Regions from separate parts of the Mus musculus genome. Here region 1 is linked to region 2. The links are chromatin contacts, found by Hi-C or POLR2A ChIA-PET in ENCODE. All regions are on one chromosome and are shown on one strand. Each heading gives the region's core, a stretch centred on a gene start or an enhancer-like site at or near the end of the contact. The rest is flanking DNA. Distances are from core to core; before and after follow the strand shown. Region 1 holds the start of Ralb (v-ral simian leukemia viral oncogene B). Region 2 holds the start of 2900060B14Rik (RIKEN cDNA 2900060B14 gene).

Region 1 (4,229 bases), core at 584-3,083, 1.0 Mb after region 2:
AGGGAATCCCAGCCACGCCCTCTTCTGGCTTCCAAGGGTTCCTGTCCCACACATATGCACACATAAAAATAAATCTAAAAAATACAAACATATATACAGATATTTGCATAGTCACATGTAAATAAAATTACAAGAATGCATACACATACACATATATACTCATACACTCATGCACACACACACACACATCACAGCTTCAGCAGGGGGGCATTTCATGGAATCCTAGAACCATGCCCACTCCCACACCTTAAACACTGCCTACTGGATTGGAAGCTGACAGTGGGGGTGGGCAGCCAACTCTTTCAGAGCTCAGAGAAGACAAAGGGCCTCCTCTAGACCACGGCACTAAGAAAATTCCAGAACCAGGCTGGGGATTTGGCTCTGCTGGTAGAGTTCTTGGGCATATAGGAAGCCCAGAGTTCCAGCCCCACCACTGCATGGACCAGGCATGGTAGAATACAGTTATCACAACACTCAAGGGGTAGAGGCAGGAACGTCACATGTTCAAGGTCACTCTAGCTATCTATCAAGTTCCAGGCCAGCCTGCGCTACAAAAGATCATGTCTCATACACACAAAGTTCCAAAACCAGGATCAACCTTGGCTCACACCTCCTTCTCAATATTCAGCACCTCCCTTTATGGCTCTCACAATTTCACCACCTCAATCCAGGCTTAAGCGGCGCCACTTTGACATGTTCTGAGACTTAACATGTAAGATTCTTGCTCTGATTAAAACTATCTTCACTTGGCACATCCAAAGCACACTCCCTGCCCCTCTGAGGATAAGCCTTGATCATTCAATAAACCCAAACTTAAGAAAGGTGGTTAGGAAATGAAAGCAGAGCCAGAGCGAGAGGATCTCTGTTCTTCAGGGATTGAAGGCAAGTGAGGGTAAGAACTATCAGTCCATTCCAGACCCTCTTCCAGAACACCCTGGTAACACCAATCCCTAGATTCCAGGATTCACTTGGAAATGAACTCTAGGAAAAAGGACCCTGCTGTGGGTGCCGCGCCCTCTGGGGACACTCAAGTCTGGGCCACAAGCAAGTCTGAGCCACGAGCTGACTTGGCTCAGAGAACCGGGTCAGGAAAACCCTTCAAGCCACGGTGCTTCTAAAAACCACCTTTGATGCTAGTCACACTCTGAAAGGCAACTGGAAGACAGAATCAAAAAGTAATTCACAACCAACAAATCCCTACAAACTTCTTGAACCCAGCTCCCAGGTCACCCAAAGTACAAGTTCCTACCTTTAAGAAAGAAGTTTGGGCAACATTTTATGGATCTGAAAGGGACGGAGGAAGTGGACCAACTCAGGAGGGAGGCCCGAAAAGGCAGGAAGTGGCCATTTGTGGAAAAAGGGAAGGACAGGCAGCAAGGGAAGAGAAACTGGGGCGCCTCCCCCATGTCCTCAGCACCCCCAGATCCGGCTGGGAGTCTCTCCGGCTTTCCCAAAAGACACCTTTCAAGCCAAGCGGGGCGCAGTCCGGGGCGTTGTCCTTCATGAGACGTGTCCCTCCCTCCCAACGTGGAACTAGGAGGCCTGCAATCGCGCGGAGAGCGTACTCACTTCCCTATCCTAGGGCGCACCCCTCGTCTGCGGTCCCCTGCGGGGCACAGCATCCTTACCTGGGGGAGCCGTCCCACCGCCGCTCTGGCTATGCGCACAACCAGAATCGCCGCTCTCACGAGCGCCCCGCCCCGTCCTGGGGCCGGACCCCAGCTGTCCCCAGTCGATTTGTCATTGAGGAGTGGTGAGCTCGCGCGTCCCCACCCCCCGGAGCGCGTTCCCGCTGTCCGCCCGGCAACCCTGTCCTCTCCAGAGGCAGCCCTCCCTTCCGTTCTCCGAGGCCACGCCTATTGACCAATCCGAAGAGGTACTTCCAAACCTTCACCAATGAGAAAACACATTGAGTGTGTGGGCGTGGCACCCACGGAACGGCCCCACCCATTCCCCCTTCCTTTCGGCTCCCCAGCCGGACTCGCGCACGTGACCGCTGCTGCAGTGGCAGAGCTTGGGAACTGGTCTGGGGACGCCGGGGCGTGGGCGGGTGCACTCCTGGGGAAGCCGGAGCCAGGCCAGAGTTGTGAAAAAGCCAAGAAAGACTGAGCTGATAGAAGCCAATGAGGAGGACTGTGTGGCCAAGTGTGGCCTGCGCCCTAGTGTGGAAGGTGATAAGCAGCTTTGAAGACCCTTGGTCAGGGACTGGAAACTCCAGGTGGCATCGCCTCTAGCTTCGCCCATGACACCCTACTAGTAAAGGAATTACAGCTATTAATTTGACCTAGGTCACAGGCCAGGTCAGGAACCCTAACCCTAGCTATAGCCAGCGGCAAGAACTACAAGCTGCAGGCTGCCCTTCATCACCCTCCTACGCTCAGGAGCTTATTTTCTTACGCGTTTTCGACTAGGGTTGATTTTCCCAGCTGAACATTAGCCACTTCTCACTGCCACAGTTGTGTGATACCCCACCCACCCGTACGAACTGGTGCTTTTCACTGTATGGTAATTAATAATTCAACGTTTGTTTCTGATCTTTAAGGAGGGAAACAGTGATAACCGTAGCCCGCACTGTGTAATTATTCTTGCTGATAATTCTAAACTAGGATACTTGTATATTATATCAGAGGCTTTTGTGCTTTGTTTAAATGGTTCCATACCAGCAACTAACAGACCTAGTCCTCCCACTGACAGCATAAGGAGAAGCCAAGTCTCCCTGGGCTAGCAGGTGGCTGGAGGGGTAAAGACACCCGCAGAGACAAGCCCCACAGCCTCAACAGACTTGGACCCCTGTAGACCCCTGGGAACCACATAATGGGAAGAGAAAACTGGCTCCCTCAAGTTGTCCTCTGATGTGCACTCCCTCTTCTCTCTCTCTCTCTCTCTCTCTCTCTCAACCTTCCTCCCTCTGCACACGCAAATTTAAAAGAAAGAAAAACTGCCAGGGCTCTTAAAAAAAAAGATTTATTTTATGTGCATGGGGGTTTCTTTCTCTTTTTGGGGGGTGGTGGTGGGAGGGGAGGGGTGGTCTTATTTTATTGTTTTTTGTTTTTTGTGTGAGACAGGGTTTCTCTGTGTGACTGCCCTGGCTGTCCTGGAATTCACTTTGTAGACCAGGCTGGCCTCAGACTCATAAAGATCTGCCTGTCTCTGCCTCCTAGTACTGGCATTGAAGGCATGCAACACCATGCCTGGCTATGTGCATGGTGTTTTACCTGCACTGAATCTATGTACACCACATGGGTGCTGAGTGCCTGCAAGAGAGGGTACGGATCCCCTGGAACTGGCATTACGGGTTCTGAACCATCGTATGGGTGTTGGGAACTGAACTTGGGTCCTCTACAGAAGCAACAAGTGCTCTTAGCTGCTGAGTCATCTCTCCAGACTGTACAGGAGGCACTTTCAAACAGCTCTCTGCAGAGTTCATAACCTGGGAGAATCACACTGAAGTCTGACAGAGTCAGGAAGTATGGGCTGAAGGAGAATTCCTCCACGTAACCAGCAGTCATGTAATTAGAGAGCACTCAGCCTCCATGCACCTCTGATCCCAGCTAGCCAGTAGGAGCAATACCTCTAGCTGTAGGTACACAGGGCTAAATGAGGTTACACACAGAGTTAATGAGAAAAGCACAAATGCAGACTACCACGGTGAGGGGCAGCAGATGCCATCGTGAAGGCTGCAGCATGTCCCGACTTCCTCCTCAGGCAAGCCTCGATGATCAGATGCAAGCTTAGACAATAATCTGTCCACGCGTGAAATGACGCTTCAGGAGACAGAGTCAAGAATTGGTTTACCAGACAGGCCAGAATTTCCCTGGTCTTGCCCCCTCCCACCTCCATGTAGCCCCGAGGCTGTGGCCCACCTTTCCTGGAGTGTGTTACAGCTGTTCCTGTCCCTTCCACACAGGATGCACTGGGCTGTCTGAAAAGGCTGATGCGTGCTCTACTCCTGGAATTCATGAGTTACACTGGGACCCCATCCTAAGAGTCTTGTTCAAGGTCTAGACATTCCAAGTCCCACCAGAGAGCGACAGGCACAGAAACAGCACTCTGTGTAGTGACTCTCGCACAGGACATGTGCCCTGCTGTGGAAAGGGTGCTGAGATGGCTCGTGACAGGTCTCAGGTGGGGCCCTTGTTCTCCATGCTCCTTCTCCAGGGTCTCAGAAGCAAGAATATGTGATGCCCAGTAGGGCCCCCTGGGAACCATTTAACCTGCTGATGCCATGG
Region 2 (4,276 bases), core at 675-3,174:
TGGAGCTACACCCTGTAGTCCCAATACTTTCTCTTTGGCATGCCCAGATTGTCAGTGTCACTCTTGTGCTTTGGGAACATTTGCAAGTAAGCTCACTCTGTCTCCCAGCAGAGCTGCAGTGTGACTGCCAAGTGATTCGTGGAGGGCAGCGTATACTGCCTGGATGCCGGATGCCAGAGGGATGGTTCTCATTTCTGAGTGGGACTGAGCAGTAGAGTGTGATCGTGTACTGTGCTTTCAGAATAGCACACAATTTAAATTCAATAAGTTGTTTACTTCAGGAATTTTCATGTGTTACTTTGGGACTGTTGTTTGCTGTGATAGCTAAAACTGTGAAAGCACAGTTGTAGATAGGAAGGCTAGAGGACTGGAGCGATAAGACCATGTGTTGAGCGAGCGTTTCCATACTTACTGTAGAATTGCTGCCACGGACATGAGCACGCAGAGCCCTTGAGCCTGCTTTACCTCCGTGTGTTCACATCCAGAGCAGAATTGCTGGATCATACAGTTCAGTTCTATTTAATTTTCTGAAGACATTTTGCACACTGATTTTCATTTTGCATCTCCAACAGCAGTGTGCAGTTCCTATTTCTTTGTGCTGTCACTCCCTGCCTCCCTTGCTCTCTCCCTCCCTCCCTCCCTCCCTTTTCCTTTGTAGTAGCCTATAGTGATTGTCAGCTGTTGCTTTTTACCACTGCTCTGTCTGTCAGAGCATCTGTCTCTGCTGTGCACCTGCGCTTTGGGGGTCTCTAACCCTTTGCTTCCTTGGGCTGCACTTGGAGCTTTCCTGTTTAATTTCTCTTGCTCTATGTACACTGAACTTTCAATGGAGCCCATTCTTTGGCTCTTAAGTTGGTTTGTTTATTATTTGGTTCTTTCAAAACAAAACAAAACAATATCTGGAAAAAGTCATTTTCCTTTTCCCAGGCAAATTAAGAAACTATAAAAAATTTGTCTTCACTGTGGCAGTTTCTCGGTATCCTTGGTTTTGGCCCTGACAGCGACGCACTGGGCAGGTGTTTGAGTTTCCCTCATATTTTCCTTGAGATTACTCACAGCTTGTGGGCTTTAAAGAGACTGTGACAGAGGTGAAGTGTGCATTATATTATACCAAGCTTACATCACCAGCATGACTTAGCATTGTTTAAGCTGACCTTGGTCACCTGGCTGAGGTAATAGTTTGTCAGGTTTCTGTACTGTAAAATTACCTCCCATTCCTACTGTGCTCTTTGGAAGGAAGCCAAACTAAGGAAACTTAAATCCTGTGGCTCAAAAGTAAGACCTTTGTTTGTTTTTGTTTTTTTGGTTTTTTTTTTTTTTTTTTTTTTGCTTTGTTTTAAAGAAAATGCTCATAAATAGAACTATTTTAAAAGTTGGGAGAAAAAAGGGCCCCGGGAAGTGGTACATGCCTTTAATTTTAGCAGTCGGGAGCTACAAGTTTGAGGCCAGCAGGGGCTACATGCTAAGGGCTACATAGACTCTGCGCCTCAAAAGAATTATACACTTTCAAGTATCTAATTCCTCCCAGTGCTGGCTTGGTGTTTGAATTAGTATATAGATTTACTTGTAAGCTGGATGAAAACCCAAATACGGAACCCTTTATCTGTATTACAACATTTTCCAAAGGGAGCGCTTCTTAGTGTATCACAGTCTTAGGGCAGCGGTGAGAAAGCTGGTCTCCAGTAATTACTGTCCGGCTGCCCTCTAGCATACAATAAAGGAACTGCGAGGAGGGCAACAGTACACACGCGGCTACTTTAATCTTTAAATGTTTAGGTAAGGAAGAGAGGTTTTGTGGTTTTTTCCAAAAATTGCACCAAGGTAAAGCAGAGCTCTAACCGATGCAGGTGTGTTGTCAGGCGTTAGCAGTACTGCCCTCACTACGCGTTCATTGGACAGTAGCGCAACCCCAAGAAAAGGATGGTTGCTTGCAACCACGCGCGCCCGGCAGCCAGAAAGCTCTAAGTCCGGGTTTGGTTGCGGTGACCACCGCAGGAGGCCTACCCCAACCTGCCCGGTGTACAGTATTTTCTTCGACTGCTGCTTCCCACGTCGAATACCCTTTCTGTTTTTCTGAAACTCCCAAGGGGCTTTCTGAAGCCTGCTTGTCTTTACCCAGAAGGCCGCGCGTCACAAGTCTGAAAATTTGCATACACGCCTTTCTGGGCGGGGCCGGAGGGAGGCTTAGAGTTAGCAATTTGGGGGGAGGGTGCGACCTGGTAAATTTGCATACGCAACTCAAGGAGAGGGCGGGGCCGCAGTAGGCTCCTCTAGGTCGTGCTGCTTCAGTGGAGTTCCGCTTCGGCGAGTTTTTCTTCCAAACGGTAGCGGGTTTTTCCGTGCCGAGTACCCTTTCCTGACCAGCCAGCTCAGTCTTCCCAGTCGCTGGGCGCCCGCGGGGACCAGCTATGTCAGCGCCATCCCACTGCACCGCTGACGCTGTGCTTCTTTGCGTTGCAGGTGGTTCTCTTGGGCATGGACATCCTGTCGGCACTGGTGACTAGGCTGCAGGACCGGTTCAAGGCGCAAATCGGCACAGGTGAGCCTTAGCTAGCATAGCAGGCTCTCATCCTTCCGTCCCACCCTGGACTCACCCCACATCGTGGCCTCACCGCCCCTAAACTGGTACCTTCCCCTCTAAACCCGAATTATTATAATATTGCCAATTGAGGATTTTTATGCCAGTTTAGACATCAGCTTGATGCCAGCCAGTACGCATTGTCCTCTCAACCTCCTCGGAGACTCAGTTTTCTTTGAAAAGTCCTACAAAAAAGGAGCCAGTTGGATTTTTCCACCGTTTAGATGTCTCTAAATCAGTGTGTTTCATGGTGGCGATGTAAACACTAAGCAATTCTGTTTATACAACTGTTTCAGTAGCAAATTTCTCTATTCTCTTTTCTTGATTCCCTTTTGTGTGCGCAGTGGGTGAATAGAATCTATGTCCTCTGTATGCCAGCAAGCAATAACCACTGAGCCACAGTGTCAGCTGGAATTCTCCACTAGTGTTCATTACCAGTGTCTGTCTGTCCTTTTCTTTTTCTGTAGCTTTGCAGTCAGTGCGCTCACTGAGAAGGATGGTGGGATCCTGAAACTTACTGTTAGGAATCTGATGTTTGAACCATTTTCCATTTCCCCCCTACATTAGCTCAGGACTCATGGATTCTCACCAGAGGCCTAACGGGGTTGGAATAGACATGGGTGGGCTGGCCCATGCTTCAGTGTGTGGGTGTGCTGTGTGTCTTTTGTATGCTATAAGTAAAATGTACCCAATGCCACTGAAGCATGCTGGTCTGTTGCTTAATGTTTCCATTGCATATGTCATTTCAAGCATGGCATTCCCTACAGTGTATTTCAACCACACCTCCACTCTTACAGTTGCCTCTATTTCCCTCTCACTCCTGCTTGATACCTTCTTTCTCCACTTAGCTCCTTCTACATTCCTGTCTTTCCCCTCCCATGACCTACCGAGTCTCACTAGGGTTGCATGCAGAAGCGTAGCTGAGGGATGTTTATAAGGTGAGTCCTTATGCATACCCCCTGATGAGAATGGCTCACTCTCCCAGCTGCAGGGGACTTTGGGGCTGTGGGAGCCCTCCTACCGTAAGGTCCCTCTCTCCCTCCCACACTGGGTGCCACTGGCTGGTCTTCAACATTGCCTGCAAAGGATGACCTTGAACTCCTGATTCTCCTTCCTCCACGACCCGAGTGCAGAGATTATAGACACAGTCCTCACCCATCCCTAGCTTTGGAATAGCTACCTTAGGCCAGCAAACTGCAGATGAGCGGCGGGTGACCTCAGATCTCAAGATGTATTCTCATTTACTCCATTTCCATTTTGGTTTCCAGTGTTGCCAAGTCTAATAGACAGACTGGGAGATGCTAAAGACTCCGTGAGGGAGCAAGACCAAACCCTGCTGCTAAAGATCATGGATCAAGCTGCTAATCCCCAGGTAGGCCAAGCGAAGTGGGACTGTCTTCACAAACCGTGTGTGCGACTCTCTGGGCTTAGTTTCTCTTAAGCTAATGGGTTAGAGGTTGTTTTAGTCTCTATTGCTTCAACAAACACCGAGCAGAAGGCTAGTTGGGGAGGAAAGGCTTTGTTCAGTAGTTTATGCTTCCACAGCACTGTTCATCATTGAAGGAAGTCAGGACAGGAACTCAAGCAGGGCAGGAACCCTGGAGGCAGGAGCTGATGCGGAGGGAATGGAGGGGTACTTCATACTGCCTTGCTTCCCATGGCTTGCTTTCTTATAGAACCCAGGACTACCAGCCCAAG

Evidence for each region. Hi-C counts contacts between places; a loop is a spot of excess contacts on that map. ChIA-PET counts read pairs that join two places held with the same protein, here RNA polymerase II (POLR2A).
Region 1: a map of T-helper 2 cell shows a loop between it and region 2 (4-fold over the local background). The contact joins the promoter of Ralb here to the promoter of 2900060B14Rik in region 2. A Hi-C loop is called at or near these places in 1 of 37 maps with a recorded cell type or tissue (T-helper 2 cell). POLR2A ChIA-PET finds 5 or more read pairs at or near these places in 1 of 5 experiments (embryonic stem cell).

Annotation. Positions count from the first base shown.
Region 1 is chr1:119,502,949-119,507,177 of GRCm38, forward strand. It overlaps Ralb (v-ral simian leukemia viral oncogene B), which reads right to left and starts at 1,834. Exons shown (of 5, transcript NM_022327.5): 1 at 1,629-1,834.
Region 2 is chr1:118,457,341-118,461,616 of GRCm38, forward strand. It overlaps 2900060B14Rik (RIKEN cDNA 2900060B14 gene), which reads right to left and starts at 1,925. Exons shown (of 1, transcript NR_027901.1): 1 at 1,329-1,925. Clasp1 (CLIP associating protein 1) reads left to right here. Exons shown (of 43, transcript NM_001359328.1): 3 at 2,461-2,539; 4 at 3,847-3,950.